2 separate regions of the Homo sapiens genome follow, and region 1 is linked to region 2. Evidence: read pairs that join two places in POLR2A ChIA-PET (ENCODE). Cell type or tissue: OCI-LY7. All regions are shown on one strand.

What was found. ChIA-PET counts read pairs that join two places held together with the same protein. Peaks named below come from ENCODE experiments on the same cell type or tissue, not always from the same donor. Only the 100,000 strongest peaks of a DNase experiment are listed, where the experiment ranks them.
Region 1: POLR2A ChIA-PET joins it to region 2 with 6 read pairs; 29 of 35 experiments call an interaction of 5 or more read pairs at or near these places.

The regions. Positions count from the first base shown.
Region 1 is chr6:132,500,007-132,502,506 of GRCh38, forward strand. The region is part of intron 2 of STX7 (syntaxin 7); the gene reads right to left. Among named protein-coding and RNA genes, the nearest start is that of STX7, 12 kb to the right of the region's middle. In OCI-LY7, no CTCF peak of the experiment used is centred here; no DNase peak of the experiment used is centred here; H3K4me3 peaks cover 684 bases; H3K27ac peaks cover 2,097 bases.
Region 2 is chr6:132,807,624-132,810,123 of GRCh38, forward strand. The region is part of intron 1 of LOC107986644 (a long non-coding RNA gene); the gene reads right to left. Among named protein-coding and RNA genes, the nearest start is that of RPS12, 5.7 kb to the right of the region's middle. In OCI-LY7, no CTCF peak of the experiment used is centred here; no DNase peak of the experiment used is centred here.

The sequences.
Region 1 (2,500 bases), 310 kb before region 2:
CATGCATCAGCAAGTCCCGCTGGCTCTACCTCCAAAACACACTCATTGCTTCTCTCCATCCCCACTGCCATCACCCTGGTGCAAGCCAGCATCCGAGCTCTCCCCAGACCTCTGTGATGACCAGCATACCTCCCTGCTATTCCCTCAATGTCTATTTTCTAAGCAGCAGCCAAAGTAATTTTTTCACAGTGTAGATCTGATTATGTCTCTCCTCTGCTTAAATGCCTCCAGTGATTTCCACTGCCTCTTAAAATGAAATCTAAACTTCCTGAACCACCTGCAAGGCCCCAGCTGACCCGCCAGACCCCTCTGGTTTCATCTCCTGGCACTCTTGCCCCAGATGCTGTGCTTCAGCCACACTAGCTTTTTCCCTTTTCCCTATTTTCTGAGTATTTCAAGCCCAGGTCTGCTTTTGAATTTTTAATGCTAGTTATTCCTTCTGTCTGAAATGCCCTTTCTCTGAATCTTCTCACTACCAGTCCCTCCTCATCCTCATTCAAAGACCATCTAAAGTAAAGGTAGCTTCCCCAGTCACTTGCTCTCACCTCACTTTCACTATATTTTCTTTACAGAAAGTTAAGTTGCTCATTATTTCTCCTTACTACACTGTAAACTACAATGAGAGCAGGACCTTATAGATTGTTTACTGCTACATTCCTACAGTTTGGAACAGTATCTAGCAAGTACTATGTATCCCAAAAATTATTTGTTGAATGAATCACAATAGAATATCAAAATTAAAACCCTCTTAGTCTGAACCATTATTCCTATGTTTAAAATTCTTATTAATAAGTCTGAGAAATATCTGACCATCCTTTTTCTGGTCACTGATAAGGAATCTCATTCCTCCTGAGGGAGGCAATTCTACCTTAACAACTTGGATTATTCAAAAGCCCTTCCTCCTTCTCAAGGTGAAATCTGACTACCTGTAGCTTCCGTACATTTGTGGAGGCCCCTATGTTCATGCAGGACATATGGCTTCTGTTTCACATATGACAGTGATTCAAACATCTGCAGATGGTGACTGTACCTTCACCTGCATGAACAGTCCCTGTCTTTTTTTTTTTTTTGAAATGGAGTTTTGCTCTTGTTGCCCAGGCTGGAGTTCAATGGCGTGATCACTGCAACCTCCGCCTCCCAGGTTCAAGCGATTCCCCTGCCTCTGCCTCCCAAGTAGCTGGGATTACAGGCATATGCCACAACAGGCCCAGCTAATTTTGTATTTTTAGTAGAGACAGGGTTTCTCCATGTTGGTCAGGCTGGTCTCGAACTCCTGACCTCCCGTGATCTGCCTGCCTCGGCCTCCCAAAGTGCTGGGATTACAGGTGTGAGCCACCATGCCCTGCCAACAGTCCCAGTCTTCTTAACAGCTCTTCACATAGACTGTGGAGTATCATAGCCAGACCTTCACATGATCCAATACTGCCCCGGATGTACTCGCACACTTAGCTACCAACCTGCCATAAATATTCAACTCTGGCCCAATCTGTCACTTCTCATCCTCTGGATCAACTGATCTCTTTCTTAGGGAACATGGCCTGATTTAAGTCAACTCTTTTCTCCTTCCAGTTCATGTTCACACACAATCTTCAATCCATGTATCTTTCATACTACCTACTGCTTGCTACTTCTACAATCTCAGTACAGGACAGTCATTCCTCATCCTCAATTCCTAACACTGTTTAGCTTTCCCAACACAGGATGCTTATCCTCTTCTTTGGAGAAAGGCCTCTTGGCCTCCTTTCTTGCATAAAGGTCCTAATTTTCCACATATGTAATTAGAATTATAAACTTCCTTAATTTTTGCACAGGTAGCCAGATACACTTGGGGCAGACCAGTGCTATTTCTAACCAGCAGCAAGGGAGCCATTAAAAAAAAAAAAGAAAAGGAAAGAGGCTCTTCTGTGGCCACCATCAGAACAGATCTGATGCCAGAGGAGCAAAGCAGAGCCAACGCCGGTGGCCTGTGACAAACTGCAGCAGTTCTCAATGTACCATTCCTACAGTCCCTGCTGTGGACAACGTGGTGCCTGGCACTGTGCACTTCCTTGTTCTTCCAGAAATAGGTAAAAAACCCAGAAATCACCCCAAATCAGAATAAGGGTTATTTTATACCACTGTGCACAGCAGCACCTTTTTAGAGTCTAGTTTTATTCTCTTTGCTCCTAAAACACACTAGCATCTCATTTAAATAATTCAGGTAGAGGAACAGCTGTTGAGGAGTTAATGATTAGATAAAGAAACAGAGTATGGTCATTTGAAAACACTATTTCTGCAATGTGTTAACATTCTGTTAAAAAGAATAGCCTTGTAAGGAACTAGGCTGAAGAATAAAACTATATTAACATACTCCGAAGGATGAAAGAGTTCAGGTAATGCCCCGAGGGCCAAACCCTGAGAGCAAGACTAGAATCACCCAAGGTATCTGATTAACCATAATTTACAAACAAAAAAAAGTAAAAAAAAATAAAAAAATAAAAACCTATCCACTCAAATCTGC
Region 2 (2,500 bases):
TCCGTCTGCTTTTGGTCACTCTCCAGTGTCTTCAGGTAGTTATTTTTTGTTTTGTTTTGTAACATTTTCAGAGTTACATTAGTTATCTGCAAGAAGGTTAGTCTTGCAGAACCTCCTAGTAATTAATATTTGTTGTATTTTATTAAACTAATAATCTTTGATGGATTGGGTGAAAAATCCTCTGATAGTCATTTTATAAAGCACTGCCTTAAGAGGCTTTTGATCAGGTCCTATAACCAAGACCCCTGGAACTATTCCATTCCTACCATTCCCTAGACCTGACTTCTCAAACAAACCGTTCTATTCTTACCATTCCCTAGACCTGACTGCTCAAACAAACTGTTCTATTCTTACTATTCCCTAGACCTGACTGCTCAAACAAACTGTTCTGTTCTCTGAGCCATCCAGTACATTTCTAATAAATTCATTTTTTAAATGTTGGCCACAGCTCATTCCATTGCATGCAAAGAATTATCACTGATACAGTATTATTCAAATCTTCTACAATGAACATGCTTACTTGTTCTAATATTTAAAAAGCAATAACTGTTATTTACAAATAAAGATATCATCTGTAAGTTGGAGACATAGGAGGGAAGCAGGCATTAACTGCAGCTCATAGTCATGTGGATAAAGTCAAGTGAAATCAGAAAACTAATATAGCAGACAGCATAGGATGTTCAACATTTACCAGCAGTGAAAATTGTTTGAAAATAACGAGGTAGAATGCTGAAACTGAAAAAGTGCTTAAGGGTATCTCGTATAATTGCCTACTTCATTTTGCAGATCCAGAGTTTGGAAATCTCTTGACCAAGGCTGCAGAGTCAGAAAATGATAGAGAGGAGAATCTAAATCAAAGAGTCCTTGAATCACCAGTCTGCCCTTCGCATTCATTTGTAGGATTAGAACCTACAAATATAAAACAGGACTTTTTTTTAATGTAGCTTCAGTTATAAGAATAGGAGTGGTACTGCCTTCATTCTAATGATTCTCTAATAAGAACTGCATGCATCAAATACATTTTAGAACATCAGGACTCATTTTCAAAAGAAATGTTGTGCAGATAACAGCAGGGGAAGCAGCAGAGAGGGCTGGAGTCTCCCCCACACCAGCCCTCTTTGTATCCTAAGGGAATCAATTTAATGTTAATTTAAGCTTTTCTCTACCCTCCACTACTCTTTATTTCATTTATAAATTATTGTGTAGCGGCCAGGTGCGTTGGCTCATGCCTGTAATCCCAGCACTTTGGGAGGCTGAGGCGGGCAGATCACCTGAGGTCAGGAGTTTGAGACCAGCCTGGCCAACATGGAGAAACCCTGTCTCTACTAAAAATACAAAAATTAGACAGGCGTGGTAGCGGGTGCCTGTAATCCCAGCTACCCGGGAGGCTGAGGCAGGAGAATTGCTTGAACCTGGGAGGCGGAAGTTGCAGTGAGCCAAGATCGTGCCACTACACTCCAGCATGAACGACAGAGCGAGACTCCATCTCAAAAAAAAAAAAAAAATACTGCGTAGTTGGTTTATAATTAGTTTATTTATAAAAATTGGCCAGGTGTGGTGGCGGGCGCCTGTAATCTCAGCTACTCAGGATGATACTTATAAAGTATTATCTCTAATTATATTCCATAGTATGTTTGTTTAGTTTCCATGAACTCTAAGTCAGCCCTGTAGTGTGCAGCTACTGTACCCCAAGAGTTGTGGGTAACATCTGGTAGCAATAAAAAAAAAAAAAGTGGATGGTTGGGCACAGTGGAGTTCAAGATCAGCCTGGGCAACATAGCAAGACCCTGTCTCTAAAGAAAACAACAACAACAACAAAAAAGAACAGATAAAAACTACAAAACAAGCAGGTGAAGATATATTCTTACTAAGACTTGTGAAAATTTAGATGATAATTACACAAAACCTCCAAAAATATAAGCTATTGGCACAGGCTTCATACTTAGCTATACAATAATCTAGCCCCATTCTCCCCTACAACCTTGTTTTCACTTAATAAACATGTTAACTTTACAAGCTACTACCAACAGCCTTTATTAGTCTATCCCACTCTTATTAGTGCATCTGCTTTCTTATTTTCTGTTTTCTTCTCTCTTTGCAACTTCTCTTTTTCCTTTAATTCTTCCTTTGATACAATGGGATTCTATTCAAATCTTTCTTCAGCTATGACTAATTTTTCTTCAGTATGTTTAAAACTACATGCTATAATAAATGAGAGTTAAGCCTATATGTTCCTGAGTTGCAGCAGTATAGTATTTTTTAGTTTTTTTCTCCTATTTCTTATCACTCATTTCCATCCATTGTATTTAGTTTCTACCCCCAAAGGTAAGGAAACTTGAAGTTTTCAAATTAAAAGTGATTTTCTGGGATGCTCAAAGCTTCCAACTAACTCCCAACAAATTCTAATTTATTATGGTAGTCCTCAACATGGCTTTCCTTTAAGTATGACATCTACACAAGAGGCTTTTTTTTTTTTTTTTTTGAGGTGGAGTTTTGCTCT